Linked DNA regions of Mus musculus: regions 2, 3, 4 and 5 are each linked to region 1. A link is a loop called in an ENCODE intact Hi-C map of the cell type or tissue named here. Cell type or tissue: left cerebral cortex. All regions are shown on one strand. Region 1 holds the start of Rps6ka5 (ribosomal protein S6 kinase, polypeptide 5). Region 2 holds the start of Dglucy (D-glutamate cyclase). Region 3 overlaps Dglucy (D-glutamate cyclase). Region 4 overlaps Rps6ka5 (ribosomal protein S6 kinase, polypeptide 5). Region 5 overlaps Rps6ka5 (ribosomal protein S6 kinase, polypeptide 5).

Region 1 (5,000 bases):
TCCAGCCTGCTTCCCCGGTGTACGGTACCGGGTCCTTGTAAGCCTCGGGCCAGCTTGCTACAGAATAGGACATCAGATCTCATTTAGGATGTTTGTGAGCCACCATGTGGTTGCTGGGATTTGAACTCAGGACCTTCGGAAGAGCAATCAGTGCTCTTCACGGCTGATCCATCTCTCCAGCCCCTTCAGGTACTTTGGTACAAAAATCTGCCAACTATGGAGACTACCAAATATAGACCACTTTCTACTTTTTAAAGGCCCATGAGCTAAGGATGGGTTTTGCATATTTCAATGTTTGAAAAGATATTAAAACAATAATATATTATGGCATGTGAAATTCAAATTCCAATATCCATTAAGACATCTTAGGGGAACACAGCCATTTGTTATTGTCTTTCTGTTTTCTATTGACCACTTTCCAGAAAAATTGAGTAGTTATAAATGAGAGTCTACGGCTCACACAGCCTTGGATTTGCTATCTGTCCTCTAACAGGAAGATAGTTTGCCCATTCTTCATCTAATCCATGTGCAATTTAGAAGATCATTTTTGCATTGTTTATGCTCGTCTTTTCTTTTCTCATTATCACCTACTTCCGCTACAGAAATTAAGCTGTCAGTGCTACACTTGCAATACATTCTTTCCCAGTGAGTCCTCTCTTCCCGTCAGCCTCATGGGATTCGACAAGTTATAAGAGAGTGACTTTGCTGTTCTAACTAGTGTAGGGGACTTCATTACTAAATAACTTCTGTGCCTCAGTGTAACATTTACGATCCCTCATTGTCTTAAGGACACGGTTCATCTTCATTCTCAGTTTGCCCGGATTTGGAACCACCTGGGAGACACACCTGTGGGTGTCTCTTTAATGGCATCTCCAGGGAGGCTTAACAGGGAAGATCCACCCTAGCTGTGCTGGGTGTCCTGGATTTAATAGAAAGGAGACTGCTGAGTACCACAGTTTAGCGCTGTCTGCTTCTGACCACAGACACAACTTGACCAAGTGGTCTCCTGTTCCTCCATCTTCCCGCCTCCATGATACACTCTATCCTTAAAATGTAAGTCACTCCCCGACCCTGCCCAGGTCTTTCTTTTTTCTCTTTTGAGTGTTTTTAAGAAAAGGTTTCTCTGTGTAGCCCTGACTATCCTAGAACTCGATATGTAGACAAGGCTGGCTTTGAATTCACAGAGATCTGCCTGCCTCTGCCTCCTGAGTGCTGGGATTAAAGGTCAGTGCCACCACACCTGTTCTTTCTTTAGAATGCTTCTGTCAGGTGTTTTTGTTTTGTTTTGGGTTTTTTTGTTTTGGTTTTTTTTTTTGTTTGTTTGTTTTGTTTTTTTGTTTTTTTTTTTCCAAGAAGGAAAATAAAGATACACTCATCTTTCCTATACAGCTGTTTCCCTTACACTTCATTTAGCCTACCTGTTACTTAGGTCACCAGCATTTGATCTCCTCTAGACCTAGGCTCACAGCTTACCTCTGTGTGAAATGTCTCCAGTTTTGTCTTACTTGCCCTTTAAATTGGCTATCCAGATTTTCTCCTTGCCCTAAAAGCCTTGAGAATAATCGTTGCCATCTGTGCCATTCTCTAATGCTTAATACTGGTTCACAGTTTTGTTTAAATTCTTTATAGTTTCCTGTGCCTGTATACAAGTTGCCCATCTCTCGAGTTCCGTTAATAGCTTTTCAGGAGCAGAAATTGAATCTTATTTTATGATTCACCACACTCTTTGAGTTTCTTAAACATGAAAAATTGGGATGAGGATGTAGTTTAACTGGTAGACTGCTCGCCTAGCATTCATAAAGCTGGAGAGTTCAATCTCCCGCATGTCATAAGCAAGGCATGGTGGCACATACTGCGAATTCCAGCACTGGGAGGTGGTGCTAGACGTACCAGGGGGTCAAGGCTAGGCTGAGCTACACTCCCCACCTCCACAAGTTATTATTTCAGATTTCTCATCCGGAGCCAGAACCTTGACTTTTTGTGTATAGGAGCTACCTGTATTTAATTTTTAAACGTAATTTAGTTTTGCCTTGTGTGAGCGATACATGCCCTTAATTAAAGCTTGTGTGGAGGTCGGAGGTCAACATGTTAGTTCTTTTTCATTATATGGGAACTGCACTGTGGTTGTCCACGTCTGGCCGCAAGCACTTTTACCCACGGAACCATCTTGCCGGCTCCTACCTGTATTTAAACACAAAATTCATTTAATTTATTTAGTGCTACAGAGAATAGTATCATTCGAAGACATGCCATCTTCCAGACAGTCACACATTTGTGGGCCGTTCCCTAGGACCCTCAGACGCGCGCGAGCGCAAACACGTGGGTGACAAGTGCTTCCCTCCAGGACCCTCCTTTGTCCACTGTGATTGGCGGACCAAGCGGTCCAATCGTCTTTCCCCGCCTCTTTCCGCAGTAGCCAATCAGAGGTCCGGAGCGCCTCCTGACTACTAGATACTGTTTACTAACAGATCGAAGCTGGGAATAAGGGGTGTGACCATTCTGGGGAGGTCAGGAGAGGGAAGGCCTGCCTGCGCGTGCGCACCAAAGCGAGTAGGTGGGGCATTCCGTGGGTCTTGCCAATCGGAGCGTTCGCGCTCCTCCCTCTCCTGCCTCCCCGCCAAGCAACAACAATTCGAGCAGCGGGGCGGGGCGGCTCCTGAAACGTCAGGACTAGCCGCCCAATGGGAACGGGCGCTGGCAGACGCGCGCGCGCTGCGCCCAATAGCGCTGGTGGCTCAGGGCTGTCTCCTGGGCTGGCTGTGGGAGGAGCGGCCTGGAGGAGGAGGTGGAGGCGCAGGGCGCGGGGTTGTGCCGTACTAGCGGTGCCCGCTGAGGGGAGGAGGCGGAGGAGCTGCACGGCCAGAGCGGGAAAGAGACTCGCCTCAGTGTCGGAGTTGTGGCGCTGCGGCAGCTCGGCTCCTGGAGCTGTGGAGAGACGGGGCGTCTGCTGTCCCATCAGGTTCCCCTAAGAGCGACCCGCGCGATCGGAAAGAGGGTGAAGATGGAGGGGGAGGGCGGCGGCAGCGGCGGCGCGGGCACCAGCGGGGACAGCGGCGACGGCGGCGAGCAGCTCCTTACTGTCAAGCACGAGCTGCGGACCGGTGAGCGACCCCGCCCTCTGCTGGCCGGGCCAGCCGCGGAGGCGCGCCTGAGAGCCGGCATGGGTGCGCGCACAGGCCAAAAGGGGCGCGGGCTGGGGGGGACGGGCCCGGGGCGGGGCTTCGCGGGCGGGGAATAGTCCGGGGGTCCTGGGAGGCTCTGGGCACGGAGAGGAAAGTTTGCTCCTGCTGGGCCCCCAGTTTCCGACCCAGCCTGGGAAGATGCCTTTATGCCCCCTTTCCTGCATAGGTGACATATCTGTCACTACACGCTGTCTCGAGGGAAAGGTACTCTTTCCCTCAAGAGGTGAGCTGTGTGGAGCTGTGTGTGATGGAGCTTGAAGCTTGAACTCACTTTACCCTGCACCTCTGCCTGGGATGGTTCAGGTGTGAGGGGAGTGTGTGTGTTTGTGTGTGTATGTATGTCTGTACCATCCCTAAGGGACAGCGATCCTGCGAGAGGGGTATTGGTTCTCGGTTAGTCTCTGGTGAAGGAAAAAGGCTTCGTGGTCCTCTGGAATTAAGTCCTTTCTCTCAGAGTTATCGTGAAGTACTATACTCTCTGAAATTTGCCAGGTCTTTTGGCAAGCAGCCTCTATAAATGTAAAGTTTTGGGTGAAAGGCTTCACTAGGCGACTTAAGTGCTTGCATCCCCTGTGCTGGAGATCAGTAAAGCTCCGTGTGCTAAGCTTTTTACTTTTGCTTTTTCATTGTGTAATTCCGGGGTTTGTTTTGGAAAATTCTTATCTGGACCAATTGGTAAAGTTTGGGTCTCCCCAGCCCCATGGAGTCAGGTCTCCCCTTACACTATCATTTCTGCATGGAGAATGTGTTAGAGTGGATCGATAGTTATTAGTGTCAGTGGTTTTAAGATTTTTGACACTTAAGTCTTTGGCACATTATATTAAGTAGACACAAATGGCAAATGGCAGGTTTCAGGTAGAAAGCGGGTCCACCTTGCTGCTGTTTGGAACAGATTGAAACAGATGGATAAAGTTAACTACAACCCACAATTCTTGATTGCCCATTAGTATCTTTGGTGCCAGTCTTATGACTTAGTATAAGATGTAAATTCATGCCTTCTCATTTATCAGTATAAGCACTGCAGTTTTGATGGTTCTGACTCTATAATGTATCCTGACCCAGTTATTCCATAGTATTTTTGAATTCCTCACATAAACAGTGTAGATTCCCTTGGTTGAGATCTTCACTCCAAATGTTATCAAAAAGTGATGTTTTCAACGGGATTTTAAGCCATTTTTCTCAGTATACATGTATGTAGTGTTAATGCCCAGTTTACACCAGGAGCAGTGTCACATTTTCTAGAGTAAGGATTTTGGTCCACCTCCCCCCCATCTTACATAATGATTCCTTGCTGTAAGTGTGTGGAATCATACAGTACAACAAATGCTGCTTGAAGTCTTCTATGCTCAGCCATTGATCATGATACAGCAAGCAGTCTTTTGCTCAAAGACCAAGGGGCAACCTACTTGTTAGTAGTCAGCCAACTGCTCAGTTTCTGGATTTTGCAAACAATGCTAACTCTGTAGAAAACAATGAGCGCTGTTTTATTTCCCTTTGTCAACTAACTGTGTGTGAATCATCAAGTTTGCATTTAGAAATTCTTCTGATGGATGACGAGACTGCACTGAACTCACTAGTAATGTAGTAAAAAGGACAGGAACGGCCATTTAAATGTATTGCTAAGCACGTGGACAACTGATCAGATGTAATGGTCAAAAACACTGTTAAAATATAACTTGAAAGAGTAACTCCTCCGTCACCAGCCAGCTGGGCTCCTCTTAGCACATGTTGCTCTGATAGGAGCTAGAGCAGTGTGGTAGCTGGTGGCTATATTGAATACCATAGGACAAATGATAATTGAATTAGAAACCCAGTATA
Region 2 (5,000 bases), 54 kb before region 1:
AGAAGGCCCCTCTGCTCACCGCTAAGCACCACCACCGAACTAAGCTGGCGTTCCCCTTTCCCCGGCCCAGGACTCCTCAGCCCAAGGGCACAATTCTGTTCCCACTTCCCCTTGACCCAGCAGTGTCTAGATGTCCAGAAGTTTAGGAGCCCCTGGCCCTGTGGAGCCCCCGCCACACCTTCTGTTCCAGGCTCCTCTGCGTGGTTTCCAGTGGCGACTGGACACCCAGGAGTCAGGGAACTCCAGCTTTGGACTCCACATCTTAGGTTGTGTTTTCCCACCCCCTGAGCGATGTATCGGCGCGTCCCTCAAATCTAGCACCCAACAGTAGGTGTAGGGTAAATGCAGTCTTCAGTCTCCATGTTTCACCTGCCCAAGTGGTGTTCCCACGCCCTAGCAGCTGGGCAAAATGCGAAACCACAGAGGTTCTCGATTGAAAAGAATCCTTATTAGAAAGACCAGGAGGAGCAGCAATCTGCCATAGCCATGGGAATTCACCAAGTCTAGAAACAAGGGTGGCACAAGGAATTCAAAGGTTCCCAATTCAAGTGAGCAGGGGACTTTAGCTGCGTGTTGACACAGGAGTCCTATGTGACAGATCTTTCAGATATGCCCACGAACTTCCCCAGGGTTTCTTATTTACCCACACATATACATCACGCCAGGTCAAGGACCACCAGTTGAGCTCCTGGGATTCAGTCCCCATGACAAAAGGAACAGCTGAGTTTTTAAGGTTGTTCTTATATGAACTGCTATTGGAGGCTTGGTTCCCTGTAGGCAGTGTTTAGGGGCAGGACCTGTGGGAGGGAATTACATCCTGTGCGCTTGGACCTCAGCAGTGGGCTTTGGGAGGTGGTGGAAACCCCTGAAAGTTAGGCCTCTTTGGAGGAAGTTGGTACTTGGGGGTGGGCTAGGGATGGGCTGTTGTATTTCAGACCCGTCCTCGCTTGGCCCCGTTCTCGCTGAGACCCGTCCTCGCTTGGCTTTCCTGGCTGCTACGAGTTGAGCTGCTTCCCTCTCCCACCTGCTTCAGCCATGTTGAAAGATCCTGGAAACGGCCAGGTCAAAGGGCTATGGACTGGATGGATGGAACCTTTGACATCATAAGCCCAAATAAACTTTTCCTCCTTAACGTTGCTGCTCATGTCAAGGGTCTTGTTATATGAATGGGAAGCTAACACAAAAATTCTTTATCGGAATGTGTGCAAGCCCAGTCTAGCTTTCAGCTGGTTCTATCCTGCCTTGTCTTTCTGCCTCAGTTTCCCCCATCTGTTTAGTGGATGCTGCTTTCCTTCTGCTTCTTGCTCCTGGCTTTATTTCCCCCTCCTTTGACAGTGTTTAGCTACTTTGAAGGAACAACGCTCGCTCCTTCTGGACCAATCAGTGCCAACATGCTGCCTCCTGCCCTCCCTAGCACACATACATGTTCATGAAGTCAGGAAGATGGCTGTTAACGAACCCCTAGGTTAATCACACAGATAGGAAGAGACTTCCCAGAGTCACAGGGCTCTGCCTTCTGCACAGGTCAGAGGGTTTGTTCCCCCAGCCACCTATGACAAGAGAGCCTTGGCTCCCGCAGTGGGGACTGAAGCAAGCTCTCAATGTGAGTTTGCCTCACCTTCAGCAATCATCCCTCAAAAGCAGAGAGAGGCACCTCGAGCCCTGTGGTTATCTGGCCAACACCCCTAGGCCTGCATTGGCTTGGTCTGTCCTCCCCTCATGCCAGCCCTGAAGTCTCTGCCACTAGCTTCATTTCCTCCTCCCTAGCAGGTTGTGGCCCAAAGTTGGCAGCCACTCAAAGCCTATGATTTCAATTTCCCCTTCTTTGCTTTCTCATGATCTTGGGGTTCTCAAGGTCTGGAAGGTGTCCTGAAAGGCCATCCCAGGAGGGTAGAGAAGCAATTCCACAACTCATGGTCCCCAGTGTCATATGCAGAGATTTGACTTTCAAGGGGAGGCCCTGGTGGCTTCTAGCAGAAAGCCTGTTAACTGATTTTGGCTTATAGCCCCCTGGAGCAGTTTCCTCAAACGCTTGGGCTGGGATAGGGTAGGGTGGGGTGTGTGGATGTTGCCTAGGGCAGAGAACTATGCCGCGTTCACGTTCCCTGCTGACTTACTGTTGGTTTGAGATGTCTGGACTAGAGTCCACACACAATTCTTCCTTTTGTTTCCTCAGCCTTGCAGAGCGAGCTTCCTTCTGAAAGGCATAAAGCTCTCTTTCTTCAGCTCACAGGGGCTTCTGGGGCTGCCTGTCGCCACCGCCACTGCCACCAGCTTGCTCTGCCCGGCTCAGTCTCTGATCTACATGCCTGGGCACAGCCCCAGGCACCACTGGCTGCTACAGCTCTGCTACCCTGCAGCCAATGCTCTCAAGGCCTGTACTGGGGTGGAGACTTCCATGGCAGGATGCCAGTCCTGGTTCTTAAAGTCACAGAGCCCTCTAAGGTTACTTCCCTTTGCGGGAGTTTCTTGCTTTCCCCGGGCAGCAAGGAAGCATGACACAAAGGCATGGCCATGATGATTGGAAAACCTGCTGCAGCAGGGTGGAAGTCCCAAAAATTCTAATGTCACAGACCTAGGAACTCACGTAAGCCCTGAGGAGTTTCACAACTACCCTGGTAATTCCCGTGTGAAGCCAGACTGGGATTGCTGTCTGTGCTGTCCAAATGTCAGACTGCACTGGGTCATTTGAGGTACAGGCGAAAATGCAGGTGTTGACCCGAGCGAGAGTCAGGCTCTTGCAGATCAATGGCTGCTAGCCCTGGGGCTGTGCTGGGTTAGGCAGGGTAAGTTGCTCTCCAGCATTCAATGTTCCCTGGACTCATCTGAGATAATAGGAACGCAACACTAGGCCAGTCTCTAGCACTCAGACTATGCTTGAAAGACACGGGCAGGCCTGTGGGGGTTTTTCCTCCCTTGGTCTGAATGCTTCCTCTGAGGAAGAGCAGGTTCTGCTTTCTCTTGCCTCAAAGCTTTCAGGACTTCCCTTCAGAGCCAGCCTTAATCCCAACCACACAAGGTTCTAAAGCAGATGGTGCCAGCCAGTCTCTGTGGTTTCACCTTCCCTACCGCTCCCGAGCCTCATACCCCAACCCCAGCACAAACCACACACGTAAGCACAGTGCAGGTCCTTTTGGTGCCAGCCTTGGCATGTCTCTTCTTGGGTCACTTTTCTAATTCTTTTTCTCCAGTTGGTTAACTTCTCCCCCTCCTGGAGGAATTGGGATGGGTGTGCCTTGCCCTTTGTTATAAGACAGAGAGAAGACACCATCTGCACCCCACGACCACCACCAAAACCAAAAACCCAGACTTCCACAGGATACTTGAATCCACTGGCACCTTGATCTTACTTAGCCTTCCCAGTCTTGACTTGTGAGAAATAAATTTCTGCTCTCTACAAGCCATCCAGCTTGTGGTATTTTGTCATAGCAACCTGAATAAATGGAGACAAAGACATTGTGCTGAGTGAAATAAGGAGAATGTCTTAGTTAGGGTTTTACTGTGAACAGATACCATGACCAAGGCAGCTCTAATAAAGGACAACATTTAATTGAGGCTGGCTTACAGGTTCAGTCATTATCATTAAGGCAGGAGTATAGAACCATCCAGGCAGGCATGGTACAGGAGGAGCTGAGAGTTCTACATCTTCGTCCGAAGGCTTCTAGGAGAAGACTGGCTTCCAAGCAGCTAGGATGAGGGTGTTAAAGCCCAGGCCTACAATGACACACTTCCTCTAATAAGGTCACAACCCCTCCAACGAGGCCACACCTCCAAATAGTGCCACTCCCTAGACCAAGCATACTCAAACCACCACAGAGGAGTCCATAATTCTACCTGTAATAAGGTACCTAAATCAGCCAAGGTCATCACTGGGACAAAAAGTAAACCAGTAGATAGGAAGGTGTGGAGGAGTTACCGTTTAATGGGTCCAGACTTCAGTATAGGATAATGAAAAGGTTCTGGAGCTGGACACAGTGACAATGGTTATGAAACACTGTGGATGTAACTCAGGCAATCAAGCTGCCATCATACAATAGCTTATTAGATATCTAAATTTTAAGGACACGCCTAACCTGTACCCCTCAGGAGGTGATGGTTTGCAGACGGCAAATGTCCAAGGCCTGAGGCATGTGTCCTTTCCACTTTTCTAGAGGCTTAAGGATGAGACTCGGAACTCCAGAAAGTAAGACTGTGTGGTTGACCAGAGATGCAAAGAATGCCAAATATTTACAGATGGATTCTTTGGCGGATGTGACGATGTAGGCAAAAGTTCTAAGGGGGAGAAATATCTCAACACTCAGTGTCAGAGTACACTCTGTAGGGAGAGCAATTGCCTACATCAGAGGAATGTAAAGGTACAGTCAGTTTACCTAGAAGTCTCCTTGCAAAAAATTGAGTAGCATTAAAATCTGGTAACAATCGCATGCTCACTATTGTAAGGTTAGGTGATTAGAAGGGGTCAATGGGAGATAGAAGTAAGAATTCAAGACTTTTTTTTCCCCCTCAAACCTAATTAGACAGGAAGATTCTAGACGCCATCATGCCTTTATTTTCCTCCAAATTCCTATGTTGAGACACCAACCTTCCATGCAATGGAATTTGAGGAAGCACTTAGGGCTAGATGGGCTCCTGAGCATGGGTCCTTCTGTGATGGTGTTAGTGCCTTTGTCAGGAAAGATACCAGAGAGCTTCCCTTCTTAACCACATGAACACCATCCACATACCACCACCACCACCACCACCAATCACAGCCTGATAGCCACTATATACTCTGATCTTCCTCTGTCTCAGGGCTTTCCCAACCAGCAGTCAATACCTCCCAGTGACAGCGCAACCCTAGGGCCAAAGCAGAGAGCAGGGCAGGGCTTCCTGTACCCACTCTGTAAACCTTCCTGCTTTTCCAGTGCCTGATGGCACCTGCCAGGCACTCTCCCCTGTGGGCTAGGCTCATTTCCCTCAGACTTGTAGAAAGGCTAAGCAGTCTGTCTCCAGTCTTGTGA
Region 3 (5,000 bases), 110 kb before region 1:
AGGAACATCGGCTGCCTGATTTACTTCTAGATCCCACAGGATGAGCCTGTCCCTGGATGCCCCGGTCTTCCCTTCCAAGATTCTGCACAGGGCGACCTGGGTGACTTTCACTGGTGGTATACTTCTCCCCCTGCAGTGGGGCTTACGACAGGCTTAGAACGCAGCCAGGATCAGGATCCCCTGGGACGACCTTGGCTGCCACTTAACTGGCTGTTACCACCCTGGCAACTGTAAGATGAGGCTCTGCTGTGCTGCCAGCCCAGTGTCTGTATGACAGCACCTGGGACAGAGCAAAGGCACATGTAGGCCACTCACAAAGCCAGGCAGGGCTCCTGGGGACTGAGACACCTCTGTTTAGGATGGGCCATCTATCCAGGCCATCAGTCAAATTCAAGGTGGCTGTAAGAGCCATCTCTCTCAGGGCCTAAGGGCAGTGGGGTGAGTTGTTACAGACAAAACTGTATGGCAGCTGTGGGGAGAGGGGGCAGTGACGTGTCATGGATAATTGACAGGCTTTGGTGAACATATATGGACGTCTGTGCCTCTGTACAAAGCTTTTTTTTTTTTTTTTTTTTTTTTTTGGTTTTTTCGAGACAGGGTTTCTCTGTATAGCCAATCTCATCAACCCAATCTTTTGTGCCTCGAAGGTTACTACAGAACTGCAGGGACCTGACGCAGTCCAAGCCTCTTTGGCAGGAGTCAAAGTGGGGAGGGACACTGTGACAAACAGCGCTCAAGATGAAAAAAGTCCAGCCACTGTGAGCAGGGAAGTCTGGAGGCTGGTCTTGTGCACAGGGAGGCCTGGAGACTGCTGATCAGCCAGAGTGCTCAGACTTGTCCCAACAGCATCTGGGAAGGAGGCAGAGGAGGAAGGGCGCCACTCTTCCCCACGTGACTGGTTTCAGCAGGAAGAGAAGTGCATCAACTCGGCCACAGGGACAGTCCCTAACAGCAGGCGTGTCCCAGGAGAGGCCACCCTTCTGCCGTTAACACTCTGTGCTCACATCAAAACTGGCCATGGTGACACCCTGTGCTTGTAATTCTAGCACTGGGAGATAGAGACAAGAGCATCCCCAGGGCTCTCTGGCAGAGAGCCTACCCTTAATCAGTGAATCCCAGTAAGAGGTCTTGTCTCCAACTCCACGGTGGGGCCAGTGAAAAGACTCATCAGATAAAGGCACTTGCTGCCGTGCCTGGTGACTTGAATTTGATTCCCAAGCCCCACGAGGCAGAGGCAGAAGGAGAGAACTGATTTCCATAAGTTGCCATCCAATCTCCACACAAACATTGCACTACCAAAATCACCCCTTCCCCAAATAAGTGTAACTTAGCAGAAAACAATGTGTTCTGCTCCCGAAGAGTACTAGTTGACCTTTAGCCTGAACATACATTCATATATACATGCCCTCTCTCTCTCTCCAAATGTCCAAATGACTTTGATTGACATTGCACAGCCATATCAGAGGCAGGTGGGAGAGAGACTGACTCAGAGGGTAATGGTTTTACCTGGGAGGGCGACTGAGCTAGGGCTGACCTTAGGGCTTCTGATCCCTGAACCAACATTCTCTCCACCATCGGAAACTACAGAGTCCATCCACATTTTCAAGCTGTTTTGCCCAGGGGCATGGCCTTACCTTGTATGCTCCTGCATGGCTGGGACCTGTTAGGTCTCTTCTGGGGATCCCTGCCTGCTCCAAGGCCTCTTCTATGGAGAAGCTGCAGTCTATGATGAAGGTCACCATTTCTTTTAGTTGTTCTGAGTGCTCTTCCAGTGAGGTCAGGATGCCTGTGCAGGTGCCAAACTTGTATTTCTGCAACTGTGGACAGATGGTCCTAGGGACACAAAGAAGTGCTCACAGGCCCCTGAGGCGCTTTTTTTGTTTTTGTTTTTGTTTTTAGAGACAGGGTTTCTTTATGTAACAGCCCTGGCTATTCTGGAACTTGCTCTGTAGACTGGGCTGACTCCAAACTCATGGAGATTCATCTGCCTCTGCCTCCACAGGGTGTACCACCGTGCCCACTCGGCCAATACTGTGTTTATTAGAAGGTCAGAGAGGGGCTGGAGAGTGGTTAAGAGCACTGACTGCTCTTCCAAAGATTCTGAGTTCAATTCCCAGCAACCACATGGTGGCTCACAACCATCTGCAATGTGAGCTGACGTCCTCTTCTGGTGTATCTGAAGACAGCTACAGTGTACTCATATACATTAAATAAATAAATCTTTAAAAGAAGGAGGAGGAGGAGGAGGAGAAAAAGGCAGAGGAGGGACTCTCTGATACTGACACGTCTAGAGCTCTCTACACTGGGGAGCGCTTGGTTTTCAAGTCGGGGCTTTGCTGGTGTTCCTGAAGCATGACCAAACCAGAACCACTGAATCAATGTGTGCATAGCATAACCTGTGGGTCCCACCCCATCCCATTTCCTGAACCTCAATGTGAGACCAGTCAGACCCACAAGAATAAAACAATGGTGGACTTTCTGCAACAGGGAGATGCTGTTGGACCCAGAGAAACTTTGGTGTCCTCTCCCATGAGGCTGAAAGCCTTATGTGGTACGAGCCTCAACCCTGTTCACCCCAAATCATTGCTGGGTTATTCCTCCTTTCCAGCCATGTGCCAGGGGATGGGTTGTAGGGATGGCCAGGGTGTGACTCCACATTCAGACACCAGCTCCATGGAGCAGCAAGTGTCTGGATAGGGAGAAACACAGAGCAATGAGGCACCCTCCTCCTCTACTGCTCTACTTTGGATCTCAAGTCTCCCCTAGAGGCCCATAGACTGAATGCACCATCCCAGCTTGTGGTGGTGGTGGTGGCAGCTATGCACCTTTAAGAGGTGGGAACTAGTAAGAGGAAGTTAGGTCATCGGGTATATCCGCTTTTAAGATGAGGATGTTACTTCGCCATCCTCTCTCTCTGCTTCCTGAGTAGCTTGGCTCCACTCCATCTCCCCTGCTATAATGTTCTGCTTTGCCACAGGCCCAAGCTGTAGCCACTCAACCATAGACTGAGACCTCCAAACCAGCAAACCAAACAAACCCTTCCTTCTTTAAGATGTGTGCCTTGGGTGTTTCTTCATAGTGTTGGAATGCTATGACCCATGAAGGGGGAGGAGTTGGGTCTTAAGGCATAAGTAGGAGTCCACAGGTTGGATGAGAAGGGAAGGACACCTAGGCAGAATGTGCTAAGTGTGAAGGCACCGAGTATATGAGCCAAGGGAGGTCTGCACCAGGAGACTCAAGCTGACCACACAGTAAGTACCAGCTCAGGCCCTAGTAACGTCTTTTTGAGGGGTCCCCTCATCCTTGCACCTACAGAATGATAATGGGAAGCCTTCTGTCTAGGAAGAGAGCTTGGGGAGGGGTGTGTGTGTGACCTGAGTATCAGGAAGAAGCTGAGCTGGGGCCGGGTCACCACTAGTCTTGAGATGGGGCTAAGGTACAGGCCACAGGCTGGCTGGCCTTGGAAACTTTTAAAGAGTAGAGTCACATGATCAGATGCAGACTTAGAAAAGGCCACTTTTGTGGGTGAGCAGAAGATGGTCAGATGGAGGAGAGAGCAGGAGGAAGATAAGGAGAGTTACAGTGTCTTAAAGTCTAGGTCAAAGACAATGGGAGCTGAAGCTATGAAGCGAGGGCATAGTGGAGAGGCAAAGAGGCAGGGTTCCCAGAGCCACCTAAGAGGCTTGTTATGCAGTGCTCACCCTTTATGTGTGAAAATACATCTAGTATCTCCAGTGGATGACTGACACTGGCTAGCCCCATCCCCTGTATATGTTATTGTCCCCTGTATTTCTACACCTGACATTTCCTTTATAAACCAGAGATGCATAGTAATTATAATTATATACTATAATAAAAGTTATTTAAAACATTGAGCTATTTATTCCTGGAATTTCCCATGCAATAATTTTAGACATTGGTCACCCATCGGGTAACTGAAACTTGTGGAGAGTGAATGGGAGCTAAGGGGGATGTCTGCTGTAGGCAAACATGCACAATATGAATGGTATTTTCTTCTGGGGGTTAGTGATTCGAGCATTGTTCTTAATCCTGTGCAAGGGTTTTCTGGTAGGAGTGATAAAGCGACAGGTGGCAGTGCCTGTCATGGTTAATTTTAATCATCATTTTGATACTATCTAGAATCATGTGGAAAGAGAGTCTCAGGCTGGCCTGTAAGAATGTCTTTGGGAGATTGCATTGATGAATTGAGGTGGGAGGATGCATCTCCTGTGGGTGGCACCATTCCCTAGGCAAGGGGGTCCTAAACTGTATAAGAGTGGAGAGAGCAGGAGAGCTGAGCACGGGCATTCGCACTGGCATTCATGCATTTGTGTATTGCTCTTGGGCCAGGCATGGTTAGTGCATACCTTTAATCCCAGGTGGCAGAGGCAGGTAGACTTCTATGAGTTCAAGGCCAACCTAGTCTACATAGTTAGCTCCAAGCCAACTAAGGGTACATAATGAGATCCTATATCAAACAAACAAACAAAACAAAACAAACAAAGCAACAGCAACAATAATACCTGACCTCTTCTCTTGACTATGGTTATAATGTTACCGGCTGTTTCAAGTTCCCGTCACCTCCATCTTCCACCCCTGACCCCCCCCACCCCCTGCCAGTAATCCTGAGCTAAAATAAACCCTTTTCGGCTTAACTGCTTTTGTCTGGGTATTTTATCATGCCAATAGGAAATGAAACTAAGATGTAGACTACAGAATTTCTCCAGGCTTGGAGCAGAGGCAAGGGCAGGGGCGGGGTGGGGGCGGGGGCGGGGGCGGGGGCAGGGGCAGGGGCAGGGACAAGTGTGGGGTTGGAGGAGAGCATATGAAGTAGGAAAGGTAGAGAGGGCAGTTTGCTTCTGTGAGCAGTGGTCCTGTGAGGTTCCATGCCAGGCCCTGTGTGGCCCCCAAGGCTGGACCAAAGTGTACCTGGTAACACAGCACTCCAGCTGCAGCATCTTCCCTTGCTCACAACTACTGTAGCACAGGCTTCTTACCTT
Region 4 (5,000 bases), 85 kb after region 1:
AGCATTTTCATGGGTCTAGTTTTTATTCAGAGAACTTTGATCTATGTGGAATTTTTGTTTGACAAAAATTGTTGAGTATGACAAGAAATAAGGGTCTAGCTTTTTAGATGGCCACTCAGCTTTTCTGCATTATTGAGAGAGAAAGCTCATTGTTTACCCTGGCTTGAATTGCAGCCTTTTTCATCTGGATGTATCTGGATGTATTTCTTGACTTTCTGTTCTGTTTGTCTTATTAGATAATGCCCAAGCACTGTACGTACTGTGATACCTTTATCAAGGCATTACAGTATTTTCTAATAGTAATGCCAATTCTCCAACAACCCTTGTTTTTTAATTGATGATACTGAGAACTTTATGAAGGGATCTTTCTGTTATTTTACAACATGACCCTTATAATCAAAGTATGTTGTTCTAGGGAGAGAAAAGCTTGTTAGTGGTTTTACTGGGTTGTCTTTGAATTAAAATTTTTAACTTTGAGCAAACTGAAATTTTGATGATACTGGTTATTTGAAGAAGATGGTATTTCCTTGTCTGTAGGAATCTGCAACTGAGATTGTCAAGAATGTTTTAGCATTACCTTTCTACCTTTGTCTTTATTAATATTGAACGTACCATCATTTGTTGTTATTGTGAGTATGACCTACTGTATCTTAAAGCTGATGGATTCCACTTTTCTGCATTAATTTTATATCTTGAGATCTTTTCATCCTGCCCCAGGACATGTTGTTCGGTTTCTATGATGTTTCTTTATCTCTTATTTTCCTGATGTTTAACTCAAGATTTATAGCCATCCATAATGTAGTAAGGGATGTTTTAGAGATTCAAGTCAAGGCTATCATCTGGCTCACTGCAGAATGTTTGACAGGGCTGACTCTAGGGGGAATAAAATTTGCTTGGTTGGCACAGGCTTCTCCAAATAAGATAATTGTGATCATAGTAGTATCTTACCAGATGCTATCTGTGACATTTGTTTTTAGTACCCAGTTATGGAATAGACTAGCATTTTCTAACAGAATTGAGCATGTATGATTGCTTCCCACAATAAGCTTTAATTATAATTATCTCTCATTTGTTTATATTCTATCTTCCATTCTCTAAGTCAGTAGGCAGTACTTTTTTCTGACCAGTATAGGGCCAGATGGTAACTATTTTAAGCTTGCAGGCTTTCAAGTCTTTTTGACCATAGATTGTAGTAAACAAATATAGTACAGTTCCAGCAAGATCTTAATTATAAATTGGTAGTGGACTAGATTTGCCCTCTGAGTTATTATTTACTGCCCCTTGCTCTAAACTCGCCCGTTGAAAGGTGTGTGTGTGTGTGTGTGTGTGTGTGTGTGTGTGTGTGTGTGTGTGTGTACATGCACATGTGGAAGTCAGAGGTTGTTAACATTAGATGTCGTCTACAATCTATCTTCACCTTATCTTTCAGAAAGGGTCTTTCTCTGCACCTGGATCTCATCAGTTAGGCTAGCTTGGGGATTTAATAGGGTCCATATGGATTCTCTTGTTTTGAACTTCCCCAGCTCTAGGAGTACAGTTGTGTGCCTCCATATCTGACTCTTTTCATGGGTTCTGGGGATTAAACTCAAGTCTTCACACTTAGAGAGCAAGCCATTTACTGACTGAGTCAAGTCTCCAGTTCAGTTAAGTCACATTTTTCTATAAAATGTTGTTCTATAGCTTCTTATGTTCCTTTGTCTTATCTTAACTATATGACATCATATATATTTGATGTTTTCCCCCTTTTGTATTTCTTGCAGCTTTTCCAAATTTTATAATATGAATAGCTTAACTTTTTTTTATATAAGTTTCCTTCTACCTATGTTCTGATACAAGAAATATAAAAACATTTTCATCTATTTTCTGGTTTTTGGAGCTCATTATTTCAACAGAAGTCGAAATTCTATGTGGAAAATAATCTGTACAAAACAGTTTTTTCTTCTAATAGTCTCTGAAAATGGTGATTTTTCAAAACACTGGCTGATCTTTGACTTTAATAATCAGTCAGGTTAATCAGTGGGATTCATCAGACATAAAAGAAGCTAATTCCAAGTGTATTTAGAACATTTTTAACAAATGCTACCTCAGTCTTGTAGACAGTTTTGTCCTGATGTGTCATCCTTTTCAATAGGAGCTAGATGTTTTAGATATTGAAGTTCATGTTTGAGTCCTAGTTTTATCTCAGAAATTGCAAAGGTGTTGATGCTTGATGAGATGGTAACAATGGTTCATTGTGCATTGTAGTAGCAGATGTCACAGAACAGACAGGAACTGCTGTCAGACATTCCTTCTTTTAAGTAAATACAGCTGATTCACAAGAGAAGGCTCCCTGTGGCGGGTTTGACGAGCTGCAAGGTGTCATCATATGAAGAGTGGGCATACAAAACTAGAAACAGAAAGGAAAGCAAGTGGGACTGGAGACTGAAAGCAGAAGAGAGACTTTCCTTGAAAGCAGGAGGTTGTAGTTTGCCTGTCAGCTCTGTGCTTGCCCTCCCACAAGTAGGCTTGTAGAAGCTGTGAGCACGCCAGCTCCGAAGCAGCTCGTGGGCTCCACCTGTGGCTCTTGCACTGCATCCTCAGTGGAAACTGCACTGGAGCCGTTCTGTAGTCCAGCAGTACTCAACATTAGGTAGTGTGTACAAACGGAAACCTGTGAGTGTGCTCTACCAAAGAAAGATGTCAGCTCCCTTTCATCAGAGAGAGTTACCCCCTTTGCTCCAACAAGGGCTTCTCGTCAGGGAGAGTAAGAGCGCCAGGAGGGTCCTTGCTTCAGCAGCACACACATTAAAATGGAAGCGTACAGAGGCTAATACGGCTCCTGCACAAGCAGGACAGGCAATTCCAGAGAAAAGGTTGTTACAAATACGGCAGAATCGGACCTTTTAGTTTTGAAATATACCAAGTGGATAAATACTATATGTTTGTTATTCACAGCAAGAGACTTTATTTGCAGTGGTGGTTCTGTTTAATAAACCCTGGAAAAGTTTGATTTATCTGTTTTTCAGAATAAGCCTGTAGACTGTGGTTACTTACTTGTTTTGAAGGGTTTGTTGTGGATGTTGACAGTTTCTAAGGTGTACACTGAATTTTAGTTACTCTCCCCCATTGCTTTACTTTCCCAGCTGCTTCACTGAATCCTTCTTCTTCCCAGGAAGCCCCCTTCCTACAGTCTTGTCTCCCTAGGCATGTTACCCATGTACCTGAGCAGGACTTCTGCATGAGCCTGCCTAGTCACTCACTAGGCAGCTTTAGACCACCAAAGAGTGACACTCCTTCCTCCAGCCACTGTTAACTTTGTAATCCTTCCGGGAGGTGTGAGGCCTCATAAACTCTTCCTCCTTCTTCGATGAAAGTTTGATGATTCTGATCTTGTACAGGGAACCTCAGCTGCAGTGAGTTTATATAGAAGGCATGTCCTGTTCAGAAGATGTTTTACATCAGCTTTCCCCAATATGGCTCTTAAATTCTTTTTGCCCCTTCTATGGTGTTCGTTTAATATTGAGGGTTTGTGTATATGTGATATGCACTTCCTTTAACAGCTGAGCACTCCATAGTCACTTATTCTCCATACTTTTAACCAGTTATGAATCCTAGTATTTTAACCACCACAAAAAGGGCCTCTGCTGAAGGCTGCACTCATCTATGAGTACAAAGATAAGTCTATAAAAGGCAGTTCTTACTATATTTGTTTAGCAAAATAATAATAGTAAGTTCTCCCCTTTGGACTATGGCATTCATACATTGGTTTTGCGGCTGGGCTTACAGTCCTAGACGAGAGTACTGTCCTGTGGGGTAGGCTTCTCCATCTACCAGAAGGTAGCATGTTGCCCCCATGGCATTATGCCAGTATTGCAACAGCCAGGTTGATTAGCACTGTAGCTCAGAGTTTATCTTTGGGTAAGAATCTTAAAGACTTACCTTCTAGGAGCCTTCATAGAATCTCTTACACCTAAAGCTCCATCGCTGTCTTTCTGTCCATTTGCAACAGCTTACCCGACTTCACTGAAAATTTATCAGATCCAATTCCTACAAACGCAGATTTACTTAAAATTACCTGTAACTTGGGACTGCGTCATAGATCGACAGTGAATAAGGACGTTGATTGTGATGGTTAGTGCAAGTTGCCTATTTAACAGGATCTACTTGAGAGATGAGCCTCCAGATATGCCTGTGGGGAGTTGTATTGCTTAGGCTGATATGTGAAGACACACACACTCACTGTGGGTGGCACCATTCCATGCATGGGATCCTAGACTGCTATATAAACGTAGAAAGTGAGCTGAGCAGCCGTGTGCATTTGTCCTCTGCTTCGTGATTGGATGGGGTGTGACCAGGCGCTGTCACCTTGACTTCCCCACTACAGACGGTAGCGAGCACTTTTGAACTGTGAACCAGAATAAACCCTTTCTCCTTAAGGTCGCATTTATCAAAGTATTTTATCACAGCAATAGGAAAAGAAATTAAGACACCTAAGAGTTATAGGGGTTTCGGTTTGTTTTATTTTGTTTTTTGGACACACTGTTGAATATAAATGACTTTTAGTGTCCAAAATGTTCAGAGAGGGATTGACAACCTCTGGAGCTGGAGTGGACCTCTGATGCCCGATGTGGGAGCTGGAAACTGAACTTGGGTCCTTTGTAAGGATGCTCTCAGGGGCTAGAGAGATGGCTCAGGGGTTAAGAGCACTGACTGCTCTTCCAGAGGTCCTGAGTTCGATTCCCCAGCAACAGACGGTGGCTCACAACCATCTGTAATGGGATCTGATGCCCTCTTCTGGTGTGTCTGAAGATAGCTACAGTGTGTCTGTATATCTTTAAGAAACAAAACAAAACTATAACATCTTTAAGCTGGGCGTGGTGGCGCACGCCTTTAATCCTAGCACTCAGGAGGCAGAGGCAGGCGGATTTCTGAGTTCGAGGCCAGCCTGGTCTATAAAGTGAGTTCCAGGACAGCCAGGGCTATAGAGAAACCCTGTCTCGAAAAAAAGAAAAAAAGAAAAA
Region 5 (5,000 bases), 150 kb after region 1:
TCTTAGAATATTCCCTCCTGCCTGGTTCTCAGTCAGTGTCGGTGGCATACATTTCCATTTGCTTTCTCTGTCCTGTAACAGCGCTTTTTTATGAAAAAGCCAAGGGACACTATTCCACAGAGCACCAGCACATCCGCCAGTCCCATGGTCTCAGTTCTCTCCAAGTACAGGCGTAAACAGTGGGGAGGATGGCTGGGCTGCTTGGTAACTTCAGCCTAAATGGTAAAGCCTGGCGTGGCAAGGCCTCCATTTCTAACATCCTAAACGCTACAGCGTTTAAATAACTTCACAGATCAACAAGCATGGCCTTGGTGTTTAATGGTCTGGTAGAGTCATCCACGTTATGTTTTTGTTCTGTAAAAATGTGCAGTATTATCACTAAAACAATAAACAGGGTATAGCAAGCAAAGAAACAATTATGTCAGCTTAGCTTTCTTAGTGTTGCTATTGCTTATTAAACATAAAAATGCAAGGCTGGGGTGTAGCTCAGTGGTGGAACACTTGTGTGGTGTGTATGAGGCCATAGATTTTTGTCCTCTGTTTGGGGGCTGGGAGGTGGTTTCCTCATTGAAAATGAGGTCTCTTCACTTCTGTGAGAACAGAGTACGTTAATTTTAGTCTCTCCACCCATTTTTTAAAAATATTACTGTAAATCTTTAAAGTTCGGTGACACAGAGACAAACATGTTAGAATGAAATGAACTCAGTATTGTACATTGGCTGAGAACTATTACTTTTCAAACATACATTATATCTTGTTCATACTTGAGCTTAAAAACTAACAAGTATGTAAAATTAAACAGAATGCTCTATTGTTCTTTTCTACAACTTTTTTTTCTCAGTTGTTCCCTGAGTTTGTGAATATTATGGTCTGTCTTTAGTATAGGAGGTGCTTATCTTCTTGACAGCTTGGAATAATAATTTTAATTTATGTATTTGCTTTCACTTTTAAATGATAGGGTAGACCAGAAATCCACTTACAAAGATCTGAATATCTTTTCTCTACAATGCTCTAGAGGTGGGAAGAATCATAATAGCATTCAATTTTCTACACATTGAACATTCTTCTGGTAACAATGTGTTTCTTTAAATTACCCCTTTCCTCTAGAAGTTTGTCATTTTTCAAGAGTCTTCTTAAAATTTTTAAGAAATATTGTGTGTGTGTGTGTGTGCGTGTGTGTGTGTGTGTGTGTGTGTGTGTGTTCATACATTCACTCATGCTCGTACATACACACACATGTGAAGGAGAAAAGACAACTCATGGAAGTCAGTTCTTTGCTCAGCCATGTGGGATGCTGAGGGACAAACTCAGAGTGGCATGTTGGCCAGCAGACATCCTTACTGTGCCAAGCCACTTCACCTGGCCCAGAATGTTTCTTGGTGTATCTTCAGTCAGGGAAGCACAAAGCAGATGGCTGTAACAGAAGCTACCACAGCCTCACAGAGGAGTGAACACTAGCTAGAAAGTGGACAGAACTCTAGTCCACACTTCTAGCAACAAATACTTCAGTGAAAAATATTTAGCTCTTATTTCTGAGCCTCAGATTATTTCTGAGACAAATAAAAAAAAAAGAAAGAAATTATCTCTCTCATCATAACTGAAAAGCTTGAAGAATTACCACATAATTATTTCTACTTCCTTTATAAAAGAACCTATTTTGTTAATTTCATCAAGTGTAGGTTTCACATTTCCCCACCACTGAGTCAATATCCATCTCTAAGTTGGAAATCATGTCTCCTACTGGTGGTGCTTCTCTGTCTTAATGCTATATAGCATGATGGTATCACCTTGTTTTGAAGACTGAGTAAGAAATCTTTAAAATTCAATTCAGTAAGAACTGAGAATATTTTAAAGAAGGCACATAAAGAAACAACAGAGGATTGAATTAGAATAATACAGAACGAGTTAGTTACTCAGACAGTGTGTATGGGAAACAAGAGGCAGTATCTCACTCAATATTGAATGGGGTTGAATGAGCTACAATAGCAAGCCCTCCAGTGTACACACACACTTGACTCATGGCACTTTTACTTCGTAATCAGTCCAGCGACCCAAAGGGAAACCAGTGTAAGAGGAGAACTCAGTGAGTCCCTAGAAAATAGGGGTTGGTATCACAGCCACAGAATACACTTCAACCACTATAGCAGTATTTTATGGTTTGGGGGAGATGTTGGTTGGTCGGTTGGTTGGTTGGTTGGTTGGCTTTCATTTTGGCTTAATTCTTTTCTGCCAAGGCTCAGTACAAAAGTAATTTATTCTGTTATCTCTGAGGTTATGTCTTGGTGCCCTCTAGAGGACACTGAGATTCCTGCATTAAGAAAGCTTCAGGCACCTTCCACATACTACAGACTGAAAATGGGATCATTCTTGGAAAAAAAATATTTTTAATCCTTAGTTTGAAATATGTACTCTTATTTAAATCAGACTTGCTAGTAACTGTGCTCTTAGCTAAGAGTGGTGGCGCACACCTTTAATCCCAGCACTTGGGAGGCAGAGGCAAGCATATCTCAGTTCAAAGCCAGTGAGTTTACATAGAGTAATGGTTCTCAACATGTGGATCGTTTGACCACCAAACCTTTCACAGGGGTCATCTAAGACCATCATAAAACATGGATATTCACACTATGATTCATAACAGGAGCAAAGTTATGGTTACAAAGTAGCAATGAAAATAGTTTTCTGGTTGAAGGTCATCACAACATGAGGAACTGTAGTAAGGATCACAGCATTAGGGAGGTCGAGAACTGTTGCAGTAGAGAGTTCCAGCCTGCTAGAGCTACCAAGTAAGACTCTGTCTTTAAAAAAGAAAAAACAAAGTAACCATATCTATTGTTCATAATATAGTTTGATTTTTTTTTTGACTTGTCCCAATCTTCTTGCTGTGCTCTAGAAGATAAAGTGGGATGACTTAGCTGCCAAAAAAGTGCCTGCGCCATTCAAGCCGGTGATCCGGGATGAGTTAGATGTGAGTAACTTCGCTGAAGAGTTCACAGAGATGGACCCCACCTACTCTCCCGCTGCCTTGCCACAGAGCTCCGAGCGACTGTTTCAGGTAAAGTTGCAGCATGCCAGACATGCTTTGGAAGAAAGCCAGTTTTCCTAGTGAGGTGGTTTGTTGGCATAAAATAAGAATTCTATAATCTCTTCAGAACTAAATTTAGAGATATGTTGAGGTACTATCTGGAAGTTTGCAGTTTACTAAATAGATTTTATTATAGTTTTTAATGTGTATGTTTTAGGTTTTTTTGTTGTTTTGTTTTGTTTTTTTGAGACAGAAGTTGGAGTTTTGGGATTTGGATTGTTTAGTGGGATATTTTGTCTGTTCATTTGAGACAGGGTCATGCTGTGTAACCCTGGCTATTCTGGAGCTCACTATATATAACAGACGCGTCTTGAACTTCTGCTTCTCCGTAGCTCGGATCAAAGGTGTGCATTCGAACAACCAACCTCTGTTTGTTTTTTATGACGAGGTATTCATTTTATACTTGAAAATTCATTTCTGCTGAGGCTCATGTGAAAATTATAATGCTATTTTATTTTTTACTCCATTCTTTAAACTATTCAGTGTTACCTGGACCTTTATCTTCAGTGAATAATAAATTATACATGCTCTCTAATTCTTAAAGTCTTGAATCGAGGGGGCCAGAGATGTAGAGTGCTCACCTAGCCGGCAGGAAACTCTGGCTTTAGTTTCTAGTACTGCATAAAACTGGGTCTGGTAGCACTCACCTGAAATCCCAGTGTTCCAGAGGGTAAGAAGTTCAGGGTCACCCTCAGCTACACAGTGAACACAGCTGCCAGTAGAACCCTGTCTCAAAAAAACAAAAATCAAAAACGGAAGGGAGGGAGACAAACAGATTTATTTTTAAAGACTTTGGGTTTAAAGTCCATGATTTCCATGCAATGATGGGCTATAATCTGGAAATGTGAGCTAAAATAAGTCCTTCCACTCCAAGTTGGTTTTGCCAAAATATTGTTTAAAGATTTATTTTTATAGTTTTGTACGTGTATGTATGTATGTATGTATGTATGTATGTATGTATATTGTATAGGATTCCTTGGAGCTGCAGTTTCAGCTTGTAAGCTGCCTAATGTAGATTATGCGACGAACTTAATGCCCTCTGAAAGAGTAGTGAGCACTTTGACTCTCTGTAAGAGTGTTTACCTGTTTGTTTTTGTCAGTATTTTATCACAGCAATATGTGTAGATGTGTGTATGTGAAATATTATATAAAGCACATTGTTTTGTATTTTAACTTTAAAAAATTAAAAGTGCAGAATATTTTTTAGGAAATGTTCGTTTACAGATGCAGATACTCTGTGCCTATTGAACTGTGTCATAGCTGCACTTCTCTGACCACTGACAGTGCCTGTAGTGTGGTTTGCTCTGGCTATTCAGAGTGTGCCTCTCACCTGTCCTATGACCCTGGAGAACATGGCCAAGGATCTATGTAGGTGGTAAACTAGTAAATGCCCTAGCTTGCACAGAGTAATTATGTGTCATTTATCACTCTGGCTTACCACATCATCCTTCCACTGGGGTATTATTTTCCAAAACTCAATTTTAAGTTTAGTTATTCTGAAAACATAGAATACAGATTCAATAATTGCTAAATTAAAGATGAACTTTTATGAAACTTGTTATTTTTGTAGTTTGAAACAGTTCTGGGGCCACTTTATTTGATGTGTTGACTGTGCCTCTTCTGAGGTCAGATGAGTTTATAAACAGATATTATCAGCAATGCAAAAGGTTCACAGGCTTGCATCAGATTTGGGAGTGGAATAGGGAGGAAGTCTTTCTGCCTTGATTTTTTGAGTTGGGCTAGTTCTGCCAGAAGATGGCAATATCTCCTTCTGAGAAGCATTTGCTATTGAGTTAATGCTGTATTCTGAATGCAAATAAAATTATCTTCATCTGAACATTTTTTTCTATGAAAAGAAATGATCGCCATCTAGACCGTGCCTAGCTGTGAGAGTGCAGAGCTTTGAGCTTTAGCATCT

Evidence for each region. A loop is a pair of places that touch in the nucleus more often than their neighbours do. Peaks named below come from ENCODE experiments on the same cell type or tissue, not always from the same donor. Only the 100,000 strongest peaks of a DNase experiment are listed, where the experiment ranks them.
Region 2: it touches region 1 in a loop (3-fold over the local background); 11 of 42 quality-filtered maps call a loop at or near these places.
Region 3: it touches region 1 in a loop (3-fold over the local background); 19 of 42 quality-filtered maps call a loop at or near these places.
Region 4: it touches region 1 in a loop (2.4-fold over the local background); 7 of 42 quality-filtered maps call a loop at or near these places.
Region 5: a loop joins it to region 1, with 3.0 times the contacts of the local background. A loop is called at or near these places in 2 of 42 quality-filtered maps.

The regions. Positions count from the first base shown.
Region 1 is chr12:100,722,882-100,727,881 of GRCm38, reverse strand. Rps6ka5 (ribosomal protein S6 kinase, polypeptide 5) reads left to right here and starts at 2,762. Exons shown (of 17, transcript NM_001330702.1): 1 at 2,762-3,101. The coding sequence starts at 3,002. In left cerebral cortex, a CTCF peak has its summit at 3,108 (motif pointing left); DNase peaks (open chromatin) are centred at 2,581, 3,460 and 4,469; H3K4me3 peaks cover 2,875 bases; H3K27ac peaks cover 984 bases.
Region 2 is chr12:100,776,428-100,781,427 of GRCm38, reverse strand. It overlaps Dglucy (D-glutamate cyclase), which reads right to left and starts at 2,371. Exons shown (of 13, transcript NM_145448.5): 1 at 2,118-2,371. It overlaps Gm40558 (a long non-coding RNA gene), which reads right to left. Exons shown (of 3, transcript XR_872933.1): 3 at 3,683-3,714. In left cerebral cortex, no CTCF peak of the experiment used is centred here; DNase peaks (open chromatin) are centred at 1,794, 2,365 and 2,892; H3K4me3 peaks cover 1,216 bases; H3K27ac peaks cover 1,472 bases.
Region 3 is chr12:100,835,333-100,840,332 of GRCm38, reverse strand. Dglucy (D-glutamate cyclase) reads right to left here. Exons shown (of 13, transcript NM_145448.5): 3 at 4,998-5,000; 4 at 1,635-1,833. Among named protein-coding and RNA genes, the nearest start is that of Gm36572, 56 kb to the left of the region's middle. In left cerebral cortex, no CTCF peak of the experiment used is centred here; no DNase peak of the experiment used is centred here.
Region 4 is chr12:100,637,384-100,642,383 of GRCm38, reverse strand. All of the region lies in intron 3 of Rps6ka5 (ribosomal protein S6 kinase, polypeptide 5), which reads left to right. Among named protein-coding and RNA genes, the nearest start is that of Rps6ka5, 85 kb to the left of the region's middle. In left cerebral cortex, CTCF peaks have their summits at 2,541 and 4,781 (motif pointing left); a DNase peak (open chromatin) is centred at 2,467.
Region 5 is chr12:100,575,774-100,580,773 of GRCm38, reverse strand. Rps6ka5 (ribosomal protein S6 kinase, polypeptide 5) reads left to right here. Exons shown (of 17, transcript NM_001330702.1): 9 at 2,891-3,052. Among named protein-coding and RNA genes, the nearest start is that of Ttc7b, 57 kb to the right of the region's middle. In left cerebral cortex, CTCF peaks have their summits at 2,300 (motif pointing left) and 4,840 (motif pointing right); DNase peaks (open chromatin) are centred at 1,362, 2,288 and 4,915; H3K27ac peaks cover 100 bases.